2 separate regions of the Homo sapiens genome follow, and region 2 is linked to region 1. A link is a loop called in an ENCODE intact Hi-C map of the cell type or tissue named here. Cell type or tissue: ascending aorta. All regions are shown on one strand. Each heading gives the region's core, and the rest is flanking DNA. Links, peaks and the distances in the headings are about the cores only.

What was found. Peaks named below come from ENCODE experiments on the same cell type or tissue, not always from the same donor. Only the 100,000 strongest peaks of a DNase experiment are listed, where the experiment ranks them.
Region 2: it touches region 1 in a loop (3-fold over the local background); 29 of 110 quality-filtered maps call a loop at or near these places.

What each region holds. Positions count from the first base shown.
Region 1 is chr7:98,819,340-98,834,328 of GRCh38, forward strand. No RefSeq gene overlaps it. Among named protein-coding and RNA genes, the nearest start is that of TMEM130, 43 kb to the right of the region's middle. RefSeq lists an enhancer at 6,803-7,378. In ascending aorta, for the core only: a CTCF peak has its summit at 7,699; a DNase peak (open chromatin) is centred at 7,592; H3K4me3 peaks cover 356 bases; H3K27ac peaks cover 3,294 bases.
Region 2 is chr7:98,753,616-98,768,604 of GRCh38, forward strand. No RefSeq gene overlaps it. Among named protein-coding and RNA genes, the nearest start is that of TMEM130, 110 kb to the right of the region's middle. RefSeq lists enhancers at 337-867, 868-1,395 and a silencer at 1,756-1,805. In ascending aorta, for the core only: no CTCF peak of the experiment used is centred there; DNase peaks (open chromatin) are centred at 6,686, 6,956 and 7,973; H3K4me3 peaks cover 747 bases; H3K27ac peaks cover 4,875 bases.

The sequences.
Region 1 (14,989 bases), core at 3,931-11,930:
AAAAATAGAAAAAAATTAGCCGGGTGGGTGTGGTTGCAGGCGCCTGTAGTCCCAGCTACTCAGGAGGCTGAAGCAGGAGAATGGCGTGAACCCGGGAGGCGGAGCTTGCAGTGAGCCGAGATCGCGCCACTGCACTCCAGCCTGGGCGACAGCGAGACTCCATCTCAAAAAAAAAAAAAAAAAAAAGAAAAGAAAGTTAGTCTTCTTTCCAAATAAGGAAAGGAATGTGAGCTGGTACTGATAACGCCTGGTACTGTGGCCTGCCTGGACATCTAACAAAGGCAAAAAGGAAAAAAAGGAGAAAAAGGTGGGGGGGGGGGCGGGTACTATGGATAAAGGATAAAAGATTGATCAGATTATTTGACGAGAAACCTCATTATATCCCACACCACCTTGTACCTCAAGCCCAGATCCCTACTCTGGCGTCTGATTTCAGGATGGGCATCTCTAGCATGACAGGACTTCCCACATTCTGGACCCCCTGCTGCCTATAAGGTCCCCTTGCCACAGTGAACAAGCAGTGAAGTCAAGGAGTCGGACAGGAGCAGGTCAGGGACCTTAAGTGAGACTGGGAGACCTGGAGGATTTGGGGCAGGGGTGTGGCCTAATCAACCTAGGTCTTAATAGGCTGCTGTGCTGAAACTAGACGGTGAGCACAAGGGCAGAAACAACAGCAATCATTCAGGCAAGAGATGGTGATGACTCAGACCAGGTGAGAGCAGTAGAGGTGGAAAAAAATGAGTAGATTCTGGATAAATTGTGAAGGTTGGCTGGGCGTGGTGGCTCACGCCTGGAATCCCAGCACTTTGGGAGGCCAAGGCTGCCGGATCACCTGAGGTCAGGAGTTTGAGACCAGCCTGGCCAACATGATGAAACCCCATCTCTACTAAAAATACAAAAATTAGCCAGCCGTGGTGGTGGGCCTGTAATCCCAGCTACTCAGGAAGCTGAGGCAGGAGAATCACTTGAACCTGGGAGCCGGATGTTGCAGTGAGCTGAGATCGCGTCACTGCACTCCAGCATGGGTGACAGAGTGAGACTCCAGCTCAAAAAAGAAAAAACAAAAAAAAAGAAGATCTTTGAATCCTCCTATGGCCTGTGGGCTCCTGCTTTGAGATGTCTCACCTTTTTAGGTGAAACCAAGGTATAACTTCCATGTATTGATTGACAGCTTTGACTGTAACCTCCCTCTCCTTGCTTGGAGCCCCGCAATGAATGCCTTCACTTCTCCCACTGCAAACTGTGGTGTGGATGTTTAGCGTTACTGTGCTGGGTGAGAGGATCTCAATTTGGTTTGGTAACAAGACAAGCTCAGAGAAGGATGGTAGTGGGCAGTGGGTGGTGGTGATCACTGGATCTTCCACTTCCTCTTCCTATTTCCTGAAACGTCTCCCCATAGGCACCTGTGGACCCACTGGTCTTCCAGCTTTGTTCCCTCGCACCTCCTCATTCCAGCCTTCCCATCTCTGTTGATGGCAACTCCACTTTTCTGGTGTCTCAGGCCAAACCTCAGGGAGACCCTGGACCTCTCGACCTCTCGACCTCTCTCATGTTTTCTCAAACCTCACCTTCAATCTATTCACAAATCCTATTGGCAACCTTCACTTTTTTTTTTTTTTTTTTTTTGAGACAGAGTCTTGCTCTGTTGCCCAGGCTGAAGTGCAGTAGCGCAGTCTCGGCTCACTACAACCTCCACCTCCCGGGCTCAAGCAATTCTTGGGATTAAAAGGCATGTGCCACCACACCCGGCTAATTTTTGTATTTTTAGTAGAGACGGGGTTTTGCCATGTTGGCCAGGCTGGTCTTGAACTCCTGACCTCAGGTGATCTGCCCGCCTCAGCCTCCCACAGTGCTGGGATTACAGGCATGAGCTAACATGCCAGGCCAGGCATGGACTTTGAGGGTGGGTCGTGGAGGACCTGTCCTCCTGGCTACGGGCCCACTAGAAAGCCCTCCCTGAAGATGCGATAAAGCAGAGGCCCTATTAGGGGCCTGGTGGGCACCCTCCCCCTCCAAGCATGGAAATAAAGGAAAATCTTGAGTTCCTTCAAGGGAAAGTTCAGGCACCTAGCTAGTCCTGAGCAGTAAATGAGCAACTTGATAACCAAAAAGGTAATAGTAGCTTAAAGCAATAGCCAAGGAAATCACAAGATGTTTAGTTCCTGATGGGAACCAAAGATGTCCTTGAGTTTTTCAGAAACCTGGGCTCCTGCCAAATGGACCTGCTGCTGGCAGGTAGACCTCAGATAAGGGGGAACTGAGCACTGAACTCTGACAGTTCTTTGTTCTAAATTTCTTCCTGAGGGGCCTGGAGAAGGTCATACCCACAGACCAGAGCTAACATTCTTTTCTACTCTCCCCAATTTTCTTTTTTGTTGTTGTTGTTGAGATGGAGTCTCGCTCTGTCACCCAGGCTGGGGTGCAGTGGCGTGATCTCGGCTCACTGCAACCTCCACCTCTTGGGTTTGAGTGATTCTCCTGCCTCAGCCTCCTGAGTAGTTGGGATTATGGGTGCGTGCCACTACGCCCGGCTAATTTTTGTATTTTTAGTAGAGATGGGGTTTCGCTGCGTTGGCTAGGCTGGTCTTGAATTCCTGACCTCAAGTGATCTGCCCACCTCGGCCTCCCAAAGTGCTGGGATTATAGGCATGAGCCACCATGTCAGGCCCTGTCCACAATTTTTTAGACAAAGCCTTGCCTCCTTAACCAATCACAAATAGAAAATCTTTGAATCCTGCTGGGCAAGCTGGCTCACGCCTGTAATCCCAGCACTTTGGGAGGCTGAGGCAGGCAGAGCACCTGAGGTCAGGAGTTCGAGACCAGCCTGGCCAATGTGGCAAAACCCTGTCTCTACTAAAAACACAAAAATTAGCCGGGCGTGGTGGCACGTGCCTGTAATCCCAGCTACTCAGGAGGCTGAGGCAGGAGAATCACTTGAACCCGAGAGGCAGAGGTTGCAGTGAGCTGAGATCATGCCACTGCACTCCAGCCTGGGTGACAGAGCGAGACTCCGTCTAGAAAAAAAAAAAAAAATCCATGCCTGCCAGCACATTTCTCAAAGTAGAAAAAGGAAAAACCACCTTCGGGGAGGAGCTCAGAGCTGACTTCTCACTGCCAGCAGATGACACAGCCCTGGACTTGTCTCCTAAAAGGCACAATGACACCTGGCCCCACTGCCTTCTCCTTGACGGGGCCCTGACTGTGGCATGGCACCTCTCAGCCCTCAGCCTGCTCAGTCATTCTGCACAAAGTTTACTTCTCCCAGTAAAGCCAGAATTCCTCTCACTTCAGAAATAAAATGTATACATCTGCTGGTGGCCTCACATCCCTTCTCTGCGTTCTCAGCATGAGGCTCAGGCTTTTTATAATTCATCAAAAAGGCCACACGTAATGAGCTCAGTTCTTACTCTGCAACTGGGACGTCAGCTCACCTTTTAAGAACCCCGCACCCAGCCAAGGCCCCTTAGATCTTGTCCTAAAGCTGGGGATGAGTCACCTGTGAATCAGGCAGCAGGCTGAGCCAGCACTGCTCTCCAGGGGCCGCCTTCCCTTCCAAAGGACTAGCCTGTGTAAGGGGCCAGGCTGGGGGCTTCCCTACCTTCCTTCATTCGTTCATTGAACAAGAGTTTATTGGCCGGGTGTGGTGTCTCATGCCTGTAATCCCAGCACTTTGGGAGGCCGAGGCGGGCAGATCACCTGAGGTCAGGAGTTCAAGACCAGCCTGGCCAACATCACAAAAATATGTCTCTACTAAAAATACAAAAATAAGCCAGGTGTGGTGGTGGGCGGCTGTAATCCCAGCTAGTCAAGAGGCTGAGGCACAAGAATCGCTTGAACCCGGGAGGCAGAGATTGCAGTGAACCGAGATTGCACCACTGCACTCCTGCCTGTGCGACGGAATGAGGCTCCGTTAAAAAAAAAAAGAGTGCATTGAGTGCCTGCTGTATGGCAGGCCCTGGACTGGAACCTTTCCTAGATGCTCTTTTGCATAATCCCCCTCCTGACAATACTAGAAGGAAGGTGCTCACATGCCCATTTTGCAGATGTGGACACTGAGGTGCTGAGAGGTTTTAGTATCTTGTTTGAGGTCCCTTGACTTGTGTGTAGTAAAGAATTAACCTTATCCTAGGCCAGGTGCAGTGGCTTACGCCTGGAATCCCAGCATTTTGGGAGGCCAAGGTGGGAGGATTACTTGAGGCCAGGAGTTTGAGACCAGCCTAGGCAACATAGCAAGATATCATCACTACAAAAAAAATTTAAAAATCAGTCAGACATGGTGGTGGACCTGTAGTCCCAGCTACCCAGGAGGCTGAGGCAGGAGGATTGCTTGAGCCCAGGAGTTGGAGGCTGCAGTGAGCTCTGATCACACCACTGTACTCCAGCCTGGGTGACAGAGTGAGACTCCATCTCAAAAAATAAACAATTAATTTAAAAATAAAAATAAAAGATGGCCAGGCACGGTGGCTCACGCCTGTAATCCCAGCACTTTGGGAGGCCGAGGCAGGTGGATCACTTGAGGCCAGGAGTTCGAGACCAACCTGGTCAACAGGGTGAAACCCTGTCTGTACTAAAAATACAAAGATTAGCCGGGCGTGGTCACGGGTGCCTGTAATCCCAGCTACTCAGGAGACTGAGGTGGGAGGATTGCTTAAGCCTGGGAGGTGGAGGCTGCAGTGAGCCAAGATTGCACCACTGCACTCCAACCTGGGTGACAGAGCGAGACTCTGTGTCAAAAATTAATTAATTAATTAAAATAAAAAATAAAAATAAAAAAAGAATTAACTTTATCCAAAGAGTGGTATGGCTTTTACCACCAGCTCCCGGGAGGTGAGCTCTAAGCCCTTAGAACATCCTGTCTGGTAAGAATGTCTTCGTTTACCTGGGGGCCTGGGGCTATGCAATCTAACAACGTACATGACTTATGGTGGAGGCTTTGGGCTACACAGCATCAGCTTGACCTCCAGAGGGGATGGGGATTGTCAGCCACATCAGGCATCAGCCATGTCTATATGACCAAGCCCCAGTAAAAACTGGACACCAAGGCTCAGGTGAGCTGCCCTGGTTAGCAATACTCCATGCACGTCGTCACGCATCATTGTTGGGAATGCTAGCCATGACTCCAAAGGACGGGACAACTGGAAACTCCATGTGCTGAATCCTCCTGGACTCTGCCCCCTGCATCCTTTCCCTGCGCTGATTTTTTTTTTTTTTTTTTTTGAGACAGAGTCTCACTCTGTCGCCCAGGCTGGAGAGCAATGGCGTGATCTCGGCTCACTGCAAGCTCCACCTCCCGGGTTCATGCCTTTCTCCTGCCTCAGCCTCCCGAGTAGCTGGGACTACAGGTGCCCGCCACCATGCCCGGCTAATTTTGTTTTTTTGTATTTTTAGTAGAGACGGGGTTTCACCATGTTAGCCTGGATGGTCTCGATCTCCTGACCTGGTGATCCACCCGCCTCGGCCTCCCAGAATGCTGGGATCACAGGCGTGAGCCACCGTGCCTGGCCTATTTTTAAATTTATTTTATTTTATTTTATTTTTTGAGATGGAGACTCGCTTTGATGTCCAGGCTGGAGTGCAATCTTGGTGTAATCTCGGCTCACTGCAACCTCCGCCTCCCAGGTTCCAGAGATTCTCCTGCCTCAGCCTCCCGAGTAGCTGGGACTACAAGCATGTGCCACCACCATGCCTGGCTGTCTCTTCTAGCTTCTAGTGACTGCTGGCAAATCCTTGTGTTCTTTGGCTTGTTGACCCATTGCTCCAATCCCTGTCTGTCTTGTCATATGGCTTTGTTCTCTGTGCATGTCAGTGTTCTAAGCTCTTCTTCTAAGGACACCTGTCATTGGTCTTAGAGTCTTCCCTAAATCCAAGATAATTTCACCTTGAGATTCTTAACTAATTATACCTGCACAGACCGTTGTATAGTTTGGATGTTTGTCACCTCCAAATCTCATGTTGAAACATGATTCCCCATGTTGAAGGTGGGGCCTGGTGGGAGGTGTTTGGGTCGTGGGAGTGGGTTCCTCATGAATGGCTTGGTGCCCACCCTATGGTCATGAGTGAATTCTTGCTCTATTAATTACTGTGAGATCTGATTGGTAAAAAGAGCCTGGCACCTCCTCCTCACTCTCTTGTTCCCTCTCTCGCCATGTGACCTGGCTGCTCCCACTTTGCCTTCTGCCATGATTGGAGGCTTCCTGAGGTTCTTACAAGAAGCAGACACCAGTGCTGTGCTTGCACAACCCACAGAGCCGTGAGCCAAATAAACCTCTTTTCTTCATAAATGACCCAACCTCAAGTATTCCCATATAGCAAAACAAAATGGACTAATACAGGCCAGGCGTGGTGGCTCATGCCTGTAATCCCAGCACTTTGGGAGGCCGAGGTGGGTGGATCACGAGGTCAGGAGTTCAAGACCAGCCTGGCCAAGATGGTGAACTCCTGTCTCTACTAAAAATACAAAAAACTAGCCGGGTGTGGTGGGGGTGCCTGTAGTCCCAGCTACTTGGGAGGCTGAGGCAGGGAATCCCTTGAACCCAGGAGGCAGGGCTTGCAGTGAGCCGAGTTGGCGCCATCGCACTCCAGCCTGGGTGACAGAGCAAGATTCCATCTCAAAAAAAAAAAAAAAAAAAAAAAAAAAAGTAGGGGGAAGAATGGATTAATACAACCCTGTTTCCAAATAGTTACATTCTGAGATCTGGGTGGACATAAACTTTTGAGAAGGACATTATTTAATTCACTATATAGGTGATTCCCCAAATAAAATCTCTCTTGACTTCTGATTCCAAAGGACCTGAACTAACACAACCCAGTGGGCCAGGTTCCATCCTAGGCACTGGAGCTACAAAGGTGGAGCACCCAGTCATGGCCCCTGCCCCCACAGGACAGAAGACATGGGAGTCAGGCAGGTGCTAAGGGCCAGATCTGGGAGGGAGGGAAGGAGAGAGGGAGGGAGGGAGGTGTGCTCCCCTCCACACAGCTTCCCTGCCTCCCCGCGAGGGGCTCTGGTCCCACCGCTCTTTGGAGCCAGGCCCTGGCTTCAGGGTGTACGTGCTCAGGAGGCTGCCGTGTTGATGAAAATACCACGGAGACGTCTGCAGGGTTCTTCCTCTTGCTGCTTCTCCTGTGCCCGAAATAAATGAAAAAGAGATGTTCCTGGCAGGGTCTGCGGAGAAGCTTCGTGGCAGGAATGAAAATTGGCCGCAGCATCCAAGAAATCCTCGAACGGCAAAGGGATTTCTAGGACAACACACCTCTAGGAACAGAGGATGTCGGTGGTGAGAGCTGGAGGCGGAGGCAGGCCTGCCGCCCCAGGTGTCTGCGTGTCTGCGGTCGCACCGTGGTGTGCACACCTACACAGGTGTGCGTACCTGCTGGCCGTGTGCAAGCACGGGGGCGAGTTTGGGGAACCCAGCTGAAATCACAGCACAGACTTTCTCCCACCATTGGCCCATCTGCCAGCCTCTTCCTCACCCTCAAGCCTGCCGGCCATCTGGGGTCACCTTGTCCTGCCACATTTCAACAACACTGGGCTTGGTGCCCGTCGGCTCTCCGGGGATTCTCAGCAGGCTGACACGGCTCCAGGCCCATCTGGCACTCAGTTCTGGCTCTCGCTGAATTCTCCATCTGCCCTGCTACAGGGAGTGCCCTGTGCCAGCCGTCCTTCTCGGCCAGACGTCACATCCACAGAGCTTCAGGGACTCAACGCTGCCTGTAGGCGGCTTTTTCCGGGCTCCAGCACAGCCCTGGACACCTTTAAACTGAAACAAGGCCACCTGGCCCTGGACGTCCCTCAGCCAATCCTGCCTCTGAGAGCTGTCCCTGACCCCTTCTCCTACCCCCTCAGGACCTGGTCTTAACACTCCACTTTTCATCAGAATGGCCCATCAGGGGGTTGCTAACCCCCTCCCCCACTCCCCACCCCCATCTCTAACGTAATCTTCCCCATCAGCAAGGACTATGCCCCCTTCCAGCCCTGCTCCAGGTGGCCCTCAACTTCCTCCCCTAAGACACTGGATCCCTCCATCCTCCCAGAAACAACCCAGAGGGCCTGGCATAATGGCTCATGCCTATAATCCCAGTGCTTTGGGAGGCCAAGGCAGAAGGATCATTTGAGGCCAAGAGTTCAAGACCAGCCTGGGCAACATAGTGAGACCCTCCCCCACCCATCTCTACAAAAAAGAAAAATAAATGTACCCAGACATCGTTGCATGCACCTGTAGTCCTAGCTACTTGGGAGGCTAAGGCAGGAGGATCCCTTGAGGCTGGGAGGTCAAGGCTGCAGTGAGGTACTGTCTCTAAAAAAATAAAAACGCACAACCTGGAGAGACCTGCTGGCATTTGCCTGTGTGCAAGCCCTGATCTTGAGCCGCAGTGGTGGAAATCCAGGAATCGATGAGCTGGGCATGCTGATCTGAAACTTCTGGTTTTACGGAGGGGAAACTGAGGTCAGAAAGACAATCAGCTTGCCTAAGCCATGTGGTGATCCTGGGGAACAGGAGCTCAGGTCTCCTGAGGTCTTCATTCCAGCCCATGAGTACAGTCCCTCTCAGGCACAAAGCACAGGGGCCCTTAACACCCCAGAATGCTCCGCAGACAGCTCTCTGTTACAGCTGGCGTTACAGACAGGGCCTGTTACCTCCCCTGCCTCCCTCTCCTCCTCTCCAGGTGTACCAGACCTTCGTGAGCAGACCTTAGCACCTTTTTTCTTTTAGAGACAGGGTCTTACTCTGTAGCCCAGGCTGCAGTGCACTGGTGCGATCATAGCTCACTACAGCCTGGAACTCCTGGACTCAAGTGATCCTCCCGCCTCAGCCTCCTTAGTAGGTGGGACTACAGGTGCATGCCACTATGCCCGGCTTTTTTTTTTTTTTTTTTAGACGGAGTCTCACTCTGTTGCCAGGCTGGAGTGCAGTGGCACGACGCTTTCGGCAACCTCTGCCTCCTGCGTTCAAGCGGTTCTCCTGCCTCAGCCTCCTGAGTAGCTGGGACTACAGGCATGCGCCACCATGCCCAGCTAATTTTTGTATTTTTAGTAGAGACCGGGTTTCACCATGTTGGCCAGGATGGTCTCTATCTCTTGACCTCGTGATCCACCCACCTCGGCCTCCCAAAGTGCTGGGACTACAGGTGTGAGCCACCGAGCCCGTCCTCGGCTTATTTTTAAACTTTTTGTAGACATGGGGTCTGACTATGTTGCCCAGTCTGGTCTCAAATTCCTTGCTTGAAGCGATCCTCCTATCTCAGCCTCCGAAAGTGCTGGGATGACAGGCATAAGCCACCATGCATGGCCAGACCCTAGCACCTTTCTGTCTGTCCTCTTCACTCCAGCCCTCTAAGTACCTGATATCCCCATCTTCTCCCCACTGAGGGAGGACATCTTTGCTAAAACTGGTACAGACCATTACAGGCTGAATGTTTGTGTCCAGACATTCAGTAAGTTGAATTCATATGTTGAAGCCTGACCCCTAGTGTGGCTGTATTCGGAGATGAGATCTATAAGGAGGTAATTCAGGTAAATGAGGTCATGAGTGTGGGGTCCTGATCTGATAGGATTGGTGTCCTTATAAAAGGAAGAGGATGCCAGTGCGCCTCTGCACACAGGCACCAAGGAAAGTCGTGTGAGGACATAGCGAGAAGCGGCCCTTGAGCTTGGGAAGTTGAGGCTGCAGTAAGCTATGATTGTGCCTCTGCACTCCAGCCTGGGTGACAGAGCAAGACCCTGTCTCCTAAAAGAAGGGAGAAAGGGGAGGGGAGGAGAGGGAAGGGGAGGGGAGGTGGAAGTGGGGAAGGGAAAGAAAAATCAACCCTAGAAGGGCTGGGCTCAGTGGCTCATGCCTGTAATCCCAGCTCTTTTTCGGGGGCCAAGGTGGATGGATCACTTGAGGTCAGGAGTTCAAGACCAGCCTGGCCAACACGGCAAAACCCCATTTCTACTAAAAATACAAAAAGGCTGGCGTGGTGGCACGTGCCTGTAATCCCAGCTACTCGGGAGGCTAAGGCAGGAGAATCACTTGAACCCAGGAGGCAGAGGTTGCAGTGAGCCAAGATGGTGCCACTGAACTCCAGCCTGGGCAACAAGAGCAAGACTCTGTCTCAAAAAAAAAAAAAAAAGAAATCAGTCTTAGCAGAACCTTGATCTTGGATGTCCAGCCTCCAGAACTGTGAGAAGATAAGTGTCTGCCTTTTTTTTTTTTTTTTTTTGATATGGAGTCTATTTCTATCACCCAGGCTGGAGTGCAGTGGTGCAATCGCAGCTCACTGCAACCTCCGCCTCCCAGGTTCAAGCAATTCTCCTGCCTCAGCCTCCCGCGTAGCTGGGATTGCAGGCGCCCACCACCACACCCAGCTGATTTTTGTGTTTTTAGTAGAGATGAGCTTTCACTGTGTTGGCCAGGCTGGTCTCAAACTTCTGAACTTGTGATCCACCCGCCTTGGCCTCCCAAAATGCCGGGGATTACAAGCGTGAGCCACCACACCCGGCCAAGTGTTTGCTTTTTAAGCTGCCCAGTCTATGGTATTTTGTTACGGCAGTTCCTGCACACTAAGACAAGGATTGAAACATTTACAGATTCAATGATATCAAGTCTGGGAGATGCTGCAAAACTCACAGGTGGGGAAGTGTGCAGGGTTAGCAAGAAACAGGATTGACCACAAGCTGAAAATTGGCAGGGCAAGTTGGCTCACCCCTGTAATCCCAACACTTTGGGAGGCTGAGTCGGGCGGATCACTTGCGGTCAGGAGTGTGAGACTAGCCTAGCCAACATGGTGAAACCCCATCTCTACTAAAAATACAAAAATCAGCCGAGCATGGTGGTGCACACCTGTAATCCCAGCTACTTGGGAGGGTGAGGCAGGAGAATCGCTTGAACCCGGGAGGCGGAGGTTGCAGTGAGCCGAGATCGCGCCATTGCACTCCAGCCTGGGTGACAGAGCAAGACTCCATCTCAAAAAACAAACAAAAAACAAAAACATGCTGAAAATTGCTGGTGAGTGATAAGGTCACATGGGAGGAGGCCTCTATTTTCCCTCCACGTTTGTGTGTTTGAAATGTTCTCTACTAGAAGGTTTGTAAAAATAGTATAGTGGAATGGGTCATGAAATAGCTTTGGTGGGGTCAGAACCAGCATCTTCTTAAATGAGATAGAATAAAATAGAACCATCTAAGTCCGGTGTGGTGACTCATGCCTGTAATCCCAGAACTTTGGAAGGCCAAGGCAGGAGGATCGTTTGAGGCCAGAAGTTCGAGACCTGCCTGGGCAACATAGCAAGACCCCCCCCACCCACCCCCCACATCTCTATAGACAATTTTAAAGATTAGTCGATCATGGTGGCGTGCACCTGTAGTCCCAGCTACTCAGGAGGCTGAGGTGGGAGGATGGCTTAAGCCCAGCAGGTTGGGGCTGCAGTGAGCTATGATCACAGCACTGCACTCCAGCCTGGGCCACATAGTGAGATCCCATCTATAATTTTTTTTTTTTAAAAAAGAACAGTCTAGAATAGAACACACCAGGATTCTTTCCATGTGATAATGTAAGCAATACTTTATAAACTTTTTTCAGGCGTGGGTGGGGAGGTAATGTGCTGAATGTAAAACGTACTTCTTACTGTATGATCCAAACAGCTGGAAAATCACTTCTTGTAGTTGGTTTGACCGTGGCCTCTGGAGCCAGGTTGCCTAGCTCTGGTTCTGTCAATTATTGGGTGTGTGACCTTGAACAAGTTACTAAACCTCTCTGTGCCTCAGCTCCTTCACCTTTAAAATGCCGTGAATAATCCTACCCTCATTACAGGATTGATATGGGGATGAAATAAGCTAATGGACATCAAGTGTTCTAAACATTGCTCCTAGCACATTCTAAGTGCTCCATAAATAGCAGCTATCACTATGGTGTTGGGAATTTGCTGGCCTGAAAAGGGAGGAAGAAGAGAAAGAAGAGAAAGGCAATGCTCAACCACAAAGAACACTGTCTCACAGTGGGGTCCCAGGCAGTGTGGCACTTCATTCATTCATGAACATTCATTCATTCACATTCATTCATTCATTCACATTCATTCACTCATTCATGATTATTCATTTCTTCATGGATATTCATTTGATCATTCATGAATATGTATTCCTTTATGAATATTCATTTGTCCATTCATGGCTATTCACTCATTCATTCATTCATTCAATAAGTCTTCTGGAATGCCCACTGTGTACTCCTCCCAAAACACTGGAGAGACAGTGATAAACAAGATGGCCTTGGTCTGTGCCCTCACGGCGCTCACCCTCTACCTGGGAAGATAAATTAAACAATTTATTATAATAAACATGTAATTATTGGAATGGGGAACTACAGAGGCAAGCTGGGCCATCCCCTAACAGCTAATTGATGTTTGCGACTCAGCCAAGAGAAAGACTAGGGTGAGGTTCGAATGTTTCGGTCAGAGGCGAGAGGGCCACTACGTGTGTGGGGAATGCCAGAAGCTCAGTATGACAAGGCCTGCTCTCTCCAGCAGGGGGCGCCACTGACCAGATGTGGCCATTTAAGCTGATTTTCATTTTATTTCATTTCTTTCTTTCTTTGTTTTCAGAGGCAGGATCTTGTTGTGTTGCCCAGGCTAGAGTGCAGTGGTGCAATCACCACTCACTGCGGCCTCAACTTCCTGGGCTCAAACAATCCTCCTGCCTCAGCCTCCTAAGTAGCAGGGACTACAGGTCCCCACCACCACACCCAGCTAACTTGGTTTTGTTGTTGTTGTTGTTGTTGTTGTTGTTGTTTTGTAGAGACAGGGTCTCGCTGTGTTCCCCAGGCTGCTCTCAAACTCCTGGGCTCAGGCTATCCTCCCATCTAGGCCTTGCAAAGTGCCAGGATTAAAGGCATGAGCCACCATACCCAGCCTAAATTTAAATCAGTGAAAAGTAAACAGAATTAAAAATTAAGTTCCTCAGTGCTCAAACGCCACACACCATTGCGCGATGCAAGCACAGAAGGCTTCCATCATCGAGGAAAGGTAAGCGTGGTCAGTGCCGGTCAAGAGGCCGAGCTGTGCCATCCAATGCCACAGCCACCAGCCACAGGCGGCTGCTGGGCACTTGAAATAGGCTAGTGCCACCAAGGAGCTGAATTTTAAATTTTATTTTATTTTAATTAGTTAAAATTAAAATTTAAACACGGATCTTTAATTCAGTCACTGGAAGACTTTTAATTATGTTTGGTACAACTCGAATATGTATATCTATTTTTTAAACTGTACATTTTACAAAATCTAAACACAGATCATGTTGAAATGCTCTATAAAAGGAAAGTACGCACACCAGACGGTGAAGACATAGAACAAAGAAAAAAAGAAGGTAAAATATGTTATTACTAAATGTTATATTGATTGCATAGTGAGATGATAATATTTTAGAAGGAGTGTACTAAAAATATATTATTAAAATGTGGGGCCTGGCGTGGTGGCTCATGCCTGTAATCCTAGCACTTTGGGAGGCCAAGGCAGGCAGATCACTTGAGGTCAGGAGGTCAAGACCAGCCTGGCCAACATGGTGGAAGTCCATCTCTACTAAAAATACAAAATTAGCTGGGTATGATGATGCAGGCCTGTAATCCCAGCTTCTCAGGAGGCTGAGGCAGGAAAATCGCTAGAGCCCAGGAGTTGGAGGTTGCAGTGAGCCAAGATCACACCACTGCACTCCAGACTGGGCAACAGAGTGAAGCTCCATCTCAAAAAAAAATTACATATGTGGCTCACATTATATTTCTATGGAACAGGATGGGACTAGGGCTTAGATGGGGAGGAAGAGGGCAGAAAGGGACATGGAGAGGTCTGGAATTCTCATAAACTCAATGGGGAGCTTGAACTTCTTCCTGGGTAATGGGGAGCCACAGCAGGTGTTGGAGCACGGCAATGACAGGGTCAGACGCTTATGCCTGGAAAGTATTTATGCCTGGATACTTATGCCTGGAAAGTCAGATACTTATGCCTCTGGCAGCTTTGGGGAGGATGGAGGGAGGAGGGAAGCCAGTTGGGAAACCATTGTCATCAAGCTCACCAGACAAGAGAGGGGCTTGGGTTAGGATGGTGGCCCCAACATCATTATCATCATTATTATTAAAGACAGGGTCTCACTCTATTGTCAGACTGGAGTACAGTGGTGTGACCATAGCTCACTGTAGCCCCCAACTCCTGGGTTCAAGCAGTCCTCCTGCCTCAGCCTCAGGTAGCTGGCACTACAGGTGCCAGGGATGGAAAAAGCTGCCTGTCTTTTAAGGAAATTTCATAGAAATTTCACCCAAAACTTCTGCTTTAATCTCATCAGCCACCCCTAGCCATATGGGGGACTGGAAAATATAGTTTAGTTGGGTCCATGGCTCTCCGGGACAAAATTAGGACCCTATCCTAGGGAGAGTGAATGATGAGTAAGCTCAGGCATGGCACAGTGGGTTCTGGGTAGGTGGCTCTGAGTCTTGGAGGGACCGACAGCCGAGACATGGACAGGTGCCACCTCAGAGAGCTCTGCTGTGGAGGTGAGAGGTGGCCGCAGCTCTCCTGAGCTGCTTACTGGCAAGGTGACCTCCTGGAGAGAGAGAGATCCTTTAGGGACAGGTGACACAGCAGGGTTCCCAGCACTGAGCTCTGAGATACAACATTAGAGAGAAAGTCAGGAAAAAGGAGGGAAACCCCGACTAGCGGGCAGAAGGGAAACCAGGAGAACACAGGGTTTTGGAGGGAAGGGCTGGGGCCCAGGACCTAGCACCCCTCCAAGCTCCAGGCAGGATGAGGCTGGAAGCTGTGTAGGACCAGCCTGGGCAACATAGTGAGACCCCTGTCTCTACAAACAAATTTTTGTAGAGATCACTCCCTGGCTTACAGGAGGTGATCAACACATATTTATTTTCTTTTCTTTTTTTTTCTTTCTTTCTTTTCTTTCTTTTTTTTTTTTTTTTTTTTTTTTTTTTGATATGGAGTCTCACTCTCTCACCCAGGCTGGAAAGCAATGGCA
Region 2 (14,989 bases), core at 2,288-10,287, 67 kb before region 1:
TTTTGTTGTTGTTGTTGTTGTTTGGGTTTTTTATTTTTATTTTTTGAGATAGAGTCTTGCTCTGTCGCCCAGGCTGGAGTGCAATGGCGTGATCTTGGCTCACTGCAACCTCCACCTCCAGGGTTCAAGGGATTCTCCTGCCTTAGCCTCTTGAGTAGTTGGGATTACAGGCACATGCCACCATGCCCAGCTAATTTCTTTCTTTCTTTCTTTTTTTTTTTTTTTTTGTATTTTTAGTAGAGACAGGGTTTTGCCATGTTGGCCAAGCTGGTCTGGAACTCCTGACCTCAGGTGATCTGCCCACCTCGGCCTCCCAGAAGTGCTGGGATTACAGGCATGAGCCACCGTGCCCAGCCTAGACAGCAACATTTATTGCAGAGCAGAGCTACCCCATAGGCAGTGTGCCAAGAGCAGCAGCTCAGAGGCAGTGCGGCAGCCCTATTTATAGCCACTTTTAATTATATGCAAATTAAGGGGCAGTTTATGCAGAGATTTCTAGGAAAGGGGTGGCAACTTCCTGGTTGTCAGGACTGTTGCCATGGAAAGGGGCAGTAACTTCCTGGTGTTGCCATAGCAACGGTAAACTGACATGGCACAGGGATGGGCATGTCTTATAGAAAGCGGCTTCCGCCCAGGACCTGTTTTAGGTAGTCCTCAATTTGGTCTGGTGTCTGAGCCCCGCCCACCTCACCCACTTGCTGGACTGCATCCCTCTGCTTGGGTCCTGGCCCCTGCAATCCTGAGGTGCCAGGAACCCATCAGGCAGGTCACAGCCTCCACCCCCCTCCCTGCAGCCTGACTCCAGCTCCAGCCTCAGTCACCTCCTGGCTGGTCCCGGAACACCCCAGCAGCTCCCACCTCAGGCCTTAGCCCGGAACACTTCCCAGGCAGCCCCCAGGCTCATTCTCCCATTGCCCAGAGCCTGTACTCAGAGATCCCTGTGTTGGTTTCCTGGGGCCGCCCTTACAAAGTCCTACAAACTGCGGGGCTTAAACAACAGAAATGTTTAGTCTCACCATTCTGGAGGCCAGAAATTCAAGATTGATACAACAGGACTTGTGTGTCTGTCCTTGGCTTGTGGACAGCCGTCTTCTCTGTGTCCTCATATGGTCATCCCTCTATGTGTGTCTATGTCCTCACCTCTTATAATGACACCAGTCCTGTTGGATTAGAGCCCACCCTGATGACCCCCAATGAAACTTAATTATCCCCTTAAGGATTGTATCTGCAAATGCAGCCACATTCTGAAGTACTGGGGGTTAAGACTTGAACCTATGAATTGGGAGGGATGCAATTCAGCTCATGAACCGCGCCCCCCCCCGCCCCCCCCCGCCCCCCCCCCCGCACAGAATGGTCTTCCCTGACCACTCCTGATGCCACCTTCCTACCCTAATGTGGCACATAGCACTACCGGACACAACCTTCCCCTTTCCCCTCTCCCGCCCCTCCCAGCCCATGAGGATGGAGTTCCTGCAGGAGGAGAAACAATGTTTTCCTCGCTGCCATCTGCAGTACCCAAGACAGCTGGGTACACTGCAGATGCAGGACAGTTGCTGAGTGAATGACTGACAGCCAGCCTCAGCAGGTGCATCCCCAGGGGCTACAATCTGCATGAGAAGTCACCGCCCCCCAGCCCCTGGCGTGCAGAGCATTGAGGGAAGGGCCCTGGGGGTCAGCAGATGGCAGCATGGGACAGTGGTCAGGGCTTCTGTGGAGATGCAGAAGGGCAGGCAGAGCACAGGGAGTGTCCCCACCCAAGGGACGAGCGGGGACCAAGGTCTCAAGGTGGAGCCGGCAGGGCACGTGGCCTGTGGCAGGAGTCCGGTGCTGGGTGGGGGGCTGGCTGCTGTGTGGCTCTCTCTGGAGCCACCCTCCTGGTCCAGGGAAGTGACTCTCACACCCTGAGGCTCCGGCATACCCAGGCACCTTCTCCACCTCCCACAGTCAGCTCAGCTGCCTTGTCCTGTAGTTCAGGAGGAAGGAGGGCTGCCCTGGCATTTCAAGGAACAGAATGTGATGAAGCAGATGCCAAACAGCCTGCCAGCTCCACAGAGCCTACCACAGAGCCCAGCAGGCACTGCCTGTCTCCCTTCCAACCCCAAACCCACATGGCTGGGGCATTCCAGGGACATGCACCCTCCCATGTGCCCCAACCAGCATCCGGGCCCCCAGCCCTCCTGCCAGGCTATGGTTCCCAAGGGCTGTGCTCCCCAAACCTGCTTCTTAATTAGTTTTCCCCACCACTCCCTGATGGTGCCGTACCCACAGCACATGAAACTCTTTCTAGGGTGGATGTCACGTAGCCCCCCAGCGCGTCCCCGCAGGAGCCCTATGCCTGCATGCTTTAATTAAGCAAGTTAATTACTCTCCAACTTGAGGGTCTGATCAGGCCTCCTGCTGGGAATGCCTCACGGAGCTGCTCCGGATCCCACAGCCCCCGGGCATCCCTGACTCCCACAGAGGACCCAGGTTGGGGTTCTCAGAACATCCCAGAATCTCCTGTTAATTTCACCAAGAAATCCAGCTGCAGACTCCTGGTAGAAGGAGTGCTCATCTGGGCAGGGATATTTGTAACACCCAAGGCATAAGGGAGAAAGGGAGCGTGTTCAGGCTGATGTTGGATGCAGGGGTCCCCGAGGTACCCACCTAACAGCACAGGGACTGGGTGACCTGACTTTAGCTCTGGACCCCAGGCTCCATTCCTTGTATCTCCCCCTCCCCCAGCAGGTTTAATCCTGGCTCACTTGCCCAGACCCAAGCAGATTCTCCCAAAATAAGGACCTGCATGGTCACCATCCACATGTCACTGTCCAGCACTTCACAGTTTACAAACTTTTTTTTTTTGAGACGGAGTCTCGCTGTGTCACCCAGGCTGGAGTGCAGTGGAGCAATCATGGCTCACTGCAACTTCAACCTCCTGGGCTCAAGAGATCTGTCCTCCCACCTCAGCCTCCTGAGTAGCTGTCCATGCAGATTAGATATGGGGGTATGTAATGGATTCCATGTGGGTTTGATGTGGGGATCCAATGGATCCCATACAGATTAGACACAGGCATGTGCCACCATGTCTGACAAATTTTTTAAATTTTTTGTAGAGACAGGGTCTCACTATGTTGCCCAGGCTGGTCTCAAACTCCTGGGGTCAAGCGGTCCTCCTGCCTCGGCCTTCCAAAGCATTGGGATTACAGACATGTGCCACTGCCATGGCCCCCACGTTTCTAGAGATATTGCCACACAGCAAGCACAGTGCTAGACAGTTTGCCCATTTCATCTCACCTCCCTGCAGATGCCTGTTGGAGCTCCGCCCATTGTGGATAATGGCAAACAGAAGCTCCTGAGGGTAAAAAACTAGCGCATGGCCACCTGCCTGCAGAGCTGGAGACAGAACCACATCACAGGTTCTAAAGTCTATCCAACACCTCATGGCATGGATTTTTCATTCAGCACATGTTTATTGAGCATCTACTATGTGTCAGGCACTGTTCTAGGAACCAACGACACAGCAGGGAGCAAGGAAATAAAAACTCATCCAGGCATGATGGCACTTTGGGAAGTCCCAGTGCTTTGGGAGGCCGAGGTGGGAGGATCACTTGAGGCCAGGAGTTTGAGACCAGCCTGGGCAACGTAGTGAGACCCCCATCTCTACTAAAAATAAAGCCACACATGGTAGTGCATGCCTGTAGTCCCAGCCGCTCAGGAGGCTGAGGTGAGAGGATCACTTGAGCCCAGGAGTTTGAAACTTCTGTGAACTATGATCACACCACTCTACTCCAGCTTGAGTGACAGAGTAAGACTCTGTCTCTAAAAAAGTAAAAGAACAAAAGAAGAAGTAAAAAACCCTGGCTTCATGGAACTTATATTCTAGTGGAGGAAAGAGATAATTTTCGGTTTTTTTATTTTTATCTTTTTTTTTTTTTTGAGACAGAGTCTTGCTCCGTTGCCCAGGCTGGAGTGCAGTGGCGTGACCTTGGCTCACTGCAAGCTCCGCCTCCCAGGTTCACGCCATTCTCCTGCCTCAGCCTCCCGAGCAGCTGGGACTACAGGTGCCCGCCACCACGCCCGGCTAATTTTTTCTATTTTTTAGTAGAGACGAGGTTTCCACCATGTTAGCCAGAATGGTCTTGATCTCCTGACCTCATGATCTGCCCCCCTCAGCCTCCCAAAGTGCTGGGATTACAGGTGTGAGCCACTGCGCCTGGCATTTTTTTATTTTTTTTTTGAGACAGAGTTTTGCTCTTGTTGCCCAGGCTGGAGTGCAATGGTGCGAGCTCAGCTCACTGCAACCTCTGCCTCCGGGTTCAAGAGATTCTCCAGCCTCAGCCTCCCAAGTAGCTGGGATTACAGACATCCGTCACCACACCTGACTAATTTTTCTATTTTTAATAGAGATGGGTTTTCGCCATGTCGCCCAGGCTGATCTCAAACTCCTGACCTCAGGTGATCCACCTGCCTCGGCCTCCCAAAGTGCTGGGATTACAGGCATGAGCCACCGCACTTAGCCAGAGATAACTTTCAAACATAATATTTAGGGTAAACTATGTGGTATATTAGAAGATTGTGCTACTAAAAGCCTGATGGAGGTAGGAGGGGTAGCGTACAGGGCTTGGAGGCTGAATTTCAAGTTGGAATGATCAGAGCAGGCCTCGTTGAGAAGGTGACAGATGAGCAAAGACCTGTAGGAGATGAGGGAATGAGCCACATGGGTGTCTGGGAGCCTCATCCAGCAGAGAGAACAGCAGTGCAAAGGCCCTGAGGCTGAGCATGCCTCTATGTGTTTAGACATCAAGGAGACCAGCAGCAGGAGAAGTGGCTTGAGCACAGAGGAGAGAGTTCAGAAGTGGGGGCTGCCAGTCCTGGAAAGGACTTTGCTCTGCGACATGAGTCTCTGGAGGGTTTTGAACAGAGAAGGAGAGACACGAACCCGACACCCCCCCATAGGCTTTTCCTTGGGCCATTCTCCTGTGATTAGATTGTGGGGACGAGGTGGACGTAGGGAGTGCTAATGCAGCAATCTAGGGGACAGGTGGTGGTGGCTTGGATGAGGATGGGAGCACAGGAGGTTGGATTCTAGATACATTTTGAAAGTGGAGCCAATGGGACTTGCAGATGGATTATGTATTTATGCATGGATGGGATCTAATGGTTCCATGTGTGTTAGATATGGAGGGATCTAATTGATTCCATGTGGGATAGATATGGAGGGATCTAATGGATTCCATGTGGGTTAGATATGGGGGGATCTAATGGATTCCATGTGAGTTAGATATGGGGGATCTAATGGATTCCATGTGGGTTAGATATGGGGGGATCTAATGGATCCCATGTGGGTTAGATATGGGGGATCTAATTGATTCCATGTGGGTTAGATATGGGGGATCTAATTGATCCCGTGTGGGTTAGGTATGGGGGGATCTAATGGATTCCACGTGGGTTAGATATATGGGTGGATCTAATGGATTCCATGCGGATTAGATATGGGGGATCTAATGGGTTACATGTGGGTTAGATGTAGGGGATCTAATGGGTCCCATGCAGATTAGATATGGGGAGATCCAATGGATCCCATACAGAATAGACATGGTGGGATCTAATCGATTCCATGTGGCTTAGATATAGGAGATCTAATGGATCTCGTGCAGATTAGATATGGTGGGATCTGATTCTCCCATGTGGGTTAAATATGGAGGGATCTAATGGCTCCCATGTGGGTTGGATATGGAGAGATTTAATGAATTCCATGTGGATTAGATATGGAGGAAGAGATGAATCAGAGATCACCCAGGATTGGGCCCAGGATAGCAACTGAAAGAGTGGAGTTGCTATTAACTAGATGAAGAGGTCCCTTGGGGTGGTTTGCAGGTACAGGGAGGAGGTCCAGAAATTCATATTCTGGGAGATGGTAAGTTTCAGATACCTAACTAGACATCCAGGTGCAGAAGTCCAAAACGCAGTTGTATGTACAAGTCTGCAGCTTAAGGGGAATCTACCCTGGAGATATCAGTTTAGGGGTCATTGGTGAATTGATGGTTTTAATGCCATCAGACCATACGAGCTCCCCACGAGAGGGAGAGTAGAAAGAGCAAGAGGTCCAGGGTCCGAGCCCTGGGGCCTAAAGATAGAAGGTTGGTGGGGACTGGGAGGAATCAGGAGAAACCAGCCGGCAGGTTAGGAGGCAAAGCAGATTTAGGGGCCAGGAAACCGAGGGAAGAAAGTTTTCCTGGGAGGACAGAGAGAGCAACTGTGCCCAATGTGGCTTCCAAGTCAAATGGGCTGAGGACAAAGAATCTACCTTGGAGGTCACGGGGCCTTGGTGGGGGGGCAGTTTCCTTGGAGTAGGGCAGGCAAAGCCTTCATGGAGGGGTTAAGAGTGGGGGTGCAGTGGATGGAGGGCAAGAGAGCGTTGGAGCCAGGGAGGAGTTTTTTTGCAAAGCAAAACAGTATATGGGGCAGTGGCTGGAGTAGGTAGGGGGTCAAGAGAGAGGTTCGTAAGACAGGAGGAATAACAGCATCACCTCTCCCAAGCTTCTGCACGGGCGTGGAGTAAAACGAAACTCGTGTGTTACTGATGCGAAGTCGTGCCTTTGCGTCTCACATCCTGGGGGCTTTTACCAAATTCAGAAGGAATCCAGGCGGCCCACAAGCTACCAACGGCCACCCCCAGACAGATGTCACTGCTTTTCCGCCCATGACTCCTTAAGGTTGATACAGGGCCTGGCAACTCCTTCCTGCCCCCTTCCTCCCCCTCCCTAGCTGAATAATTTAAGTGCTATTCTAAGTTGAAACCAAATAAAGCAGTTTAGAGTGACTAATTCCCTGTGAAATTTATGTTCCCCAAATGTCTTGCTGGTAACAATGCTGGGATCCATTTACCCCCCTTAATTTCATCAGTGTTGTTTCTGGAAGGAGCTCCCAGCCTAACGTGGCCTCGTTCCCAGCTGCCCGTGTGAAAAGCGGTCCTGGAGGCAAGGCGGCCACATGTGAGCCTCTTCCTGGACTTTGTCCTGGCCCAGGGCAGGGTGAGAAGCTGACACAGCTCTCAGGAGAGATGTAAGGATCTGCAGTAATGGAGCCATTCACAAGGCTGCCCTCTGCACTTCACAGTTGGAGAGGACAGAAGGAGGGTTCTGGGCCAGGGCAGTTGGGAGTGAGTTCCCAAAGCAGGTGTGACATTAGCATGTCCCCAAGAACCAGAGGCTTTGGGAAGGTGACAAGAGGCTGCTGGTGCCCCTGCTGAGGGGATTGTAGGGATGTCTCCATGGAAAAGATGAGAGAGGCAGGAAGGAAAGGGTAGGGGAAAGGGAAGGATCCCATACAGATTAGACATGGTGGGATCTAATGGATCCCATGGGGGTTAAATACGAACAGATTAAATATGGAGGGATCTAATGGCTCACATGTGTGTTGGGAGCCACCTTCCATGTTTAACCCACCTTCCCCGTACCCTGTCTCTGCCAGTTCAAACCTGTCCCAACCCCCAGGGCTCTGCTGCTTTAGAAACATAGCACTACCTTTATCCGCCTGCCCAGATGCAGCCTGGGATCTTCCAAGAGCCCGTCTCACATTTCCTGGCTGTGGGGTGTTTTACAGACATAACGGGAAGAACCTTTATTATGTGACCCTCTGTGACCTGACCCAGTGGCTTCAATTTAGGGATTTAGCCTGTGTCCTCAGCACAAGAAGCTTTTGTTTCTAAGCTTTACTGAGCATTGTTTTTGTTTTGTTTTTTTTTTAATAATGACTCATCTACAACTTCTGAACATGGACACTCCTAGCCTTGTCCCCACTGAGCTGGGAGCATCTGTATCCAGACTGGCCTTCCCCTAGACTGGACACTTCCTTGCCAAGTGGGTGTCAGGAGAAGAACTGTCCAGCAGGGGAAACAGCCAGTGCAAGGGTCCCGGGGTCCTGCATACCTCTTGTGTTCAGACAGCCAGGAGACCAGAGGCAGAAGTGGCAGGTCCTGGGTCTGAGCCATGTCATTCTCAGCACAGAGCCTGGCACATAGTAGGAGCCTTAAGGATGGTGGAGCGGGGGCAGCGGGCACAGTGACTCACGTCTGTAATCCCAGCACTTTGGGAGGCAGAGGTGGGAGGATCACTTGAGGTCAGGAGTCAAGACCAGCCTGGCCAACATGGCGAAACCCCATCGCTACTAAAAATACAAAAATTAGCCGGGCATGGTGCGCATGCCTGTAATCCCAGCTACTCAGGAGGCTGAGGCAGGAGAATCGCTTGAACCAGGAGGCAGAGGATGCAGTGAGCTGAGATAGCACCACTGCACTCCAGCCTGAGCGACAGACGGAGATTCTGTCAAAAAAAAAAAAAAAAAAAAAAAAAAAAAGATGGGGAGGGGAAGGGGATAGACACACGTACATGTCACATGTGCAGGGTGGAAGACCCCCTCCCAGGTTTTACTGTGACTATATTGTGCTGTAGACCTGAAATGCACCTGCTGCTGTGTGCTGTGACCAGGGGGGATGGCTTCTGGATCCTGCCTTTGTCTGGCCAGGTCCCCCACGAGGCTGTCGGGAGCTGGGCATCAGGACCCTAGTGATGACTTCGGGCTGGTGGCACCTGCCTGCCTTGTACACAGGCACCCCTCCCTCCCAGCGTGGGGGCCTCAGTTTCCTCCTCTGTACAGCAAGGAGGTTGCGGGAGATGCTCTCGAGTTTCCTTGCAGGTCGGAAGTGGAGAAGGAAGACAGGTCTCATAGACAGCCTGGGTTTTTAACCAGCCCTGGGGGCATGGGATGCGTTCTCTTCCAGATGAGACTAGGGGTGGCAAGAACCTCCCTGGAAACCCCGGGAAGTTCTAAGGTCATCCTAGGGAAGGCACCAGCGGCAGGGACAGGGGTCTGGAAGCCCTGCCATCCCTAGCAGCTGGCTCTGAAATGTGGCAGGAGGTGGAATGTGGACTCCCTCCATGCTATGGGAGGAGCGAGGGCTGCAGCACAGACCCCAGAGGCTTCTGCCTGGGAAAAGGATGAGGCTGCCTCCCTCCTTCCAGGAGGAACCGAGTCCCAGGGCCAAATAGGGAGGGAGGTATTGATTCCCTGAGGGCCCACCTCAGTAAACAAAAATGTTTTGAACACCTATTGTATTCTGGGCCTCCTCATTCATTCTTACAACAGCCTTGGAGGTAAGCAGTTCAGCATACAGAGGGGAAACAGGTTCAGAGAGGCTGTGTGACTAGCCAAAAGTCACACAGCATGGGAGTGGCTGAACTGAGATTTGAGATTTACCTGGCTCCAGGCCAGGCACAGTGGCTCACTCCTGTAATCTCAGCACTTTGGGAGGCGGAGGCAAGTGGATCATGTGAGGTCAGGAGTTCGAGACCAGCCTGGCTGACATGGCAAAATGCTGTCTCTACTAAAGCTACAACAATTAGCTGGGCGTGATGTCAGCCACCTGTAATCCCAGCTACTTGGGAGCCTGAGGCAGGAGAATCACTTGAACTGGGAGGTGGAGGTTGCAGTGAGCCAAGATTGCGCCACTGCACTCCAGCCTGGGTGACAGAGCAAGACTCTGTCTCAAAAAAAAAAAAAAAAAAAAAAAGATTTACCTGGCTCCTAGCACATTCTACCAACCCACATGGCACATCGGTTCCTGAATTCTGGTCTCGAAAGTTGGAAGTCTTGAGCTTGAAGAAGTCTTCTGCTGGAAAAAGTATTCCATTTTCACCTTGAAAGGATGATTCCCCAGTCCCCAGAGTTAAAAGGGGCCTCAGTTCCTTTTCCTACTGTCAGATTTCCCAGAATGAATCAAAGGTACTAAATTTATTGTGTTTAAAGCAACTTTTCAAGCTTCCCAATAAAGCCCTCTGATTTATAGCTAATGCGTTATTTTAAACACGTTGCAAATGATAAAAATCAGTTCTGCAAATGCACCTCCAGAGAAACCGTATTAAAGGAAGAAAAGAAGCAGTGAGATTAGATATTGCATTAAAAGATAGAGTGATGGATTAAAACCCAAAGCATAAATCTAGTGTGACTTCCCAGAAAATGTTGGGGGGCAGTAAATCCAAGGTGACAATCCGTGTACGGTGTACCAATATTTGTCACTTTTATTACACTTTGTTCAGAAGTCGTAGATGGGTCATTATTTAAAATTAAAAAAAAAAAACAGTGCTCAATAAAGCTTAGAAATGAAAGCTGCTTGTGCTAGGGATATGGCTAGAACTCTTAAATCCAAGCCACTGTGTCAGATCGCGCAACATCACATAATAAAGGTTTCTTCCTCTTATGTCCATAAAATATTCCACATCCAGAAAATGTAGGAAGGGCTCTTGGAATATCCAGGCCATACCCAGGGCGGCGGATAAAGGTAGTGCCATGTCTCTAAGGTAGCACAGCCCTGGCCGGGCGCGGTGGCTCACGAATGTAATCCCAGCACTTTGGGAGGCTGAGGCAAGCGGATCACGAGGTCAGGAGATCGAGACCATCCTCGCTAACACGGTGAAACCCTGTCTCTACTAAAAATACAAAAAAAGTTAGACAGGCATGGTGGCGGGCGCCTGTAGTCCCAACTACTAGGGAGGCTGAGGCAGGAGAATGGCGTGAACCTGAGAAGCAGAGCTTGCAGTGAGCAGAGATCGCGCCACTGCACTCCAGCCTGGGCGACAGAGTGAGACTCCATCTCAAAAAATAAATAAATAAATAAATAAAGTAGCACAATCCTGTTCCCACCCACTCCAGCACCCTTATCAGGAGCAAGAACAGTCACTGGGGTGCCCAGCATGCCTCTCCATCACTCATTCAGGCAAGGGTTTTGGAGGGCTTTTCTTTGCTGGGAGGTGGCGGGAGAGGGGGATGTCAGAGCTCCCTGCCTTGATCAGAGATCCTGGAGCCAATTAGATTCTTGTTCCCAATGTGTCCCTTCCTGGAACTGGGTAATGCATCTACACTCTCTACCCTGTGACTCAAAGCACTTCCTGCTGGGAGTCAGGTACACATCCCGGCCCCGTTGACGTTGGCCTTGTCACCTGACTTGCTTCAGCGGATATGATACAAACAGAGATCAGAAATGTGCTTATGATCCCAGAACAAAAAAAGACACGTGGAGCTGGCTCCTGCTAAAAACCTGAGCTCGGCCAGGTGCAGTAACTCACACTTGTAATCCCAGCACTTTGGGAGGCTGAGGTGGGCAGATCACCTGAGGTCGGGAGTTCAAGACCAGCCTGGCCAACATGGTGAAACCTCATCTCTACTAAAAGTACAAAATTAGCCTGGCGTGGTGGCGCGCACCTGTAATCCCAGCTACTCACAAGGCTGAGGCAGGAGGATCGCACCATTGCACTCCAGCCTGGGCAAAAAGAACAAAACTCCAGCTCAAAAAAAAAAAAAAAGTAATAATAAAAATTTAAAACATTTTTAAAATAAAAAATAAAAACCTTAGCTCAACGTATGGTGTGGAACCAGACGCAGTGGAGCCAAGCTAAGCCCACACACATCTGGCCCGCAAATCCAGGTACAGGAATCATAAATACGTGTTGCTGTAAGTCACTGAGATTTTTTAGGTAGCTTGTTACACAGCATTATTGCAACGGAAACTGACTGATACAGACCTTCAGCTGGACCAAAGGGCTGGGTAAATCCAGATGTCCTCCTCTGTGCCCGGTGAGGGACAGGAGACTGTGCCATCATTTTGTCGTCCTTGATCAAAGCTGACCCGCTCATCAACCAAAGTGGGTATGACCAGTCTTCACAACACCAGGTGGCTTTCTAGACTCTTCTATGCTCAAGGCCTCCACTCCAGCCGCTTCCTGTTCTGGGCACACCTTTCCCTTAGGGGTCCACTTGGCTCTGTCCCCACCCCTTCTCAGTTTGTAGAAACCTCACTGTCTCAAGGAGGTCTGGCAGCTGTATTTCAAATACCAGGTTTATCTGCTTTTTTGTTTTTGTTTCTGTTTTGAGATAGGGTCTCACTCTGTAGCCCAGGCTGGAGTGCAGTGGTACAATTATGGCTCACTGCAGCCTCAACCTCCCAGACTCAAACAATCCTCCCACCTCAGCCTCCCAAGTGGCGGGAACTCCAGGCATGTGCCACCACACCCGACTAATTTTTGTATTTTTTGTAGAGATGGGTTTTTGCCATGTTGCCCAGGCTAGTCTTGAGCTTCTGAGTTCAAGCAGTCTGTCTGCCTTGGCCTCCTAAAGAGCTAGGATTACAGGTGTAAGCCACTGTGTCTGGTCTTATCTTTTTTTAGAAATAGAGTCTTGCTCTGTCGCCCAGGCTGGAGTGCAGAGGCACCATCACAGCTCACTTCAGTCTTGACTTCCCCGGCTCAAGCAATCCTCCCACTTCAGCCTCCCAAGTAATTGGGACTACAGTTGTGTACCACCATGCCTGGCTAATTTTTTTATTTTTACTTTTGTAGAGATGGGGGTCTCCCTTTGTTGCCCAGGCTGGCCTTAAACTCCTGGCTTCAAGCGATTCTCCTGCCTTGGCCTCCCAAAGTGCTGGGATCACAGGCATGACCTACCCTGCCTGGCCTTAAGTGTATCGAGGTATAACATACATGCACAGATTCTAAGCTTGTAGTTCAATGAGTTTTGACAAATGCATCCAGGGAACCACTCCCAAAACCAAGATATAGAACGTTGACCGCCTTCTTTAAACTTTAAACTGTTCTTTCCCATTCTTGTTATTCTGCTCTACTTTTTCTTGTCCCATAATACTCATCACTTTCTAATTTACTTATTGATTTCTATATTTATTTATTTACCTATTTATCATATTTTTTACCCATTTACAATATTGTTGTTTATGGTTTGTTTCTCCCCAGCATCATCCAGGCTCCACAGGGACGGGAATGGTTGTCTCTGTTGTTCAGATGTATCCCAACAGCCTAGAACAGGTCCTGGCACATAGTAGGTGCTCAGTAAGTAGATTTTTTTTTTTTTTTTTTGAGGCAGAGTCTCAGTCTGTTGCCCAGGATGTGGCTTACTGCAATCTCCACCTCCCAGGTTCAAGCGATTCTCCTGCCTCAGCCCCCCGAGTAGCTGGGATTACAGGCGCACACCATCATGCCCAGCTAGTTTTTGTATTTTTAGTAGAGATGGGGTTTCTCCATCTTGGCCAAGCTGGTCTCAAACTCCTGACCTCAAGTGATCCACCCGCCTTGGCCTCCCAAACTGCTGGGATTACAGGCATGAGCCACCACACCCGGGTGAAATTTTGAATGAACGAATGAACCCCCACTTTGCAGATGAGGACAGTGAGAAACAGAGATGGTATGTTTTTGTCCAAGGGAATACTGTCCGTGAGTTCATGGAGAAGTGGGAATTTGAACCCAGGTCCTCCAGCTCCAGAACACTGTCTCTCAGTCATGCTGCCTCTCAGGAATGAGAAGACTCACCTGGTTATCCCCGCCCCAGGCCCACTCAACAGCGCCACGGCCTCCAACTGCCATCTTACCTCAACCCACTCCCATGCGTTCCCTGTTCTCTTTGATCAGCTCGTTGGGCAGAACTTAACATCCACTGATGATGGGGACCATCCTGTAGGAAGCTGTGCTCTAGGTTGTGAGCTCACCAAGAGTGGGGTCCAGGTCTGAGTCACACTGGGGTCCCTGGGTCCAGCACAGTGGCCTCGCAGGTACAGACCAGAAATGGCGAATGAGCGGATAGATGGATGGATGCCAGGGTAGATGGATGAACTTTCCCTCCCAGCCATGTCCCCTGAGGAGGGGACAGCAGACAGTGGGTGGGCTGATGGAGGATGTTACCCTAGTACCTGTCTCTAAGAAACACGGTCTCTTGTGCAGAAGATTAGTGAGTTGCTTGACTTCCCCCTTTTCTGGAGCCCCTGCCCTGCCTAATTACAAGGAGAGACCTCTTTTTTTTTGAGCCAGAGTCTTGCTCTGTCGCCCAGGCTGGAGTGCAGTGGTGCAATCTTGGCTCACTGCAACCTCCGCCTCCCGGGTTCAAGCGATTCTCCTGCCTCAGCACCCCCGAGTAGCTGGGATTACCAGCGCGCACCACCACGCCCGGCCAGTTTTTGTATTTTTAGTAGAGATGTGGTTTCACCATGTTGGCCAGGCTGGTCTTGAACTCCTGAGGTCAGGTGATCTGCCTGCCTCGGCCTCCCAAAGTGCTGAGATTACAGGCGTGAGCCACCGCGACTGGCCGCAAGGAGAAACCTCTTGCAGGTATGACGTGAACATCCATCCACCGGCTTTTCATCCCTCCCTTTGCCCTTCGATGGACTTCCCTGTGCTAGAGGGACATCACAGAATGAGGGTCTATGCCGATCTGCTGGTTAGATTCGCCACCTCCCCTCCTCCAAAAAATCACAGGCATTTTCATACATTGCTGATGGAAGAATAAAATAGCACAACCCTCCTCTGCAGGGAAATTTGATTATAGCCAACAAAACGATGTGTATTTACCCCTAACCCAGCAATCTCATGTCAGGGATCCACTCTGAAGATAAATTTCCCACAATACTGAGTAGATTTACGCACGTGCTAAGCTATCGCAGTGTTATCTGTGATAAATTCACTCCCCCCACCGCCGGCAGGAGGGAAGTTGAGTAAATGGTGGTGCATCCACACAAAAGATACTGTGCAGTTAATAAGAAAAAAAAAATGAAGATCTCTAGGAACTGATATGGAGTGACTTTCAGGATACATTGTTGAGTGAAAAAAAGGTATAAAAAAGTATTTACTGTGGGGCAATTTTTTGTATGAGAAAAAAGAAAAGTACATCTGCTGATTTTTGTAAACAGAAACACTAGAAGGATAACTTTAAAATTAATGAAATCATGGCCAGGCATGGTGGCTCATGCCTGTAATCCCAGCACTTTGGGAGGCCAAGGCGGGTGGATCACCTGAGGTCAGGAGTTCGAGACTAGCCTGGACAACATGGTCTCTACTAAAAATACAAAAAATTAGCTGGGCATGGTGCCACGTGCCTGTAATCCCAGCTATTCAGGAGGCTGAGGCAGGAGAATCGCTTGAACCCGGGAGGCAGAAGTTGTGGTGAGCCGAGA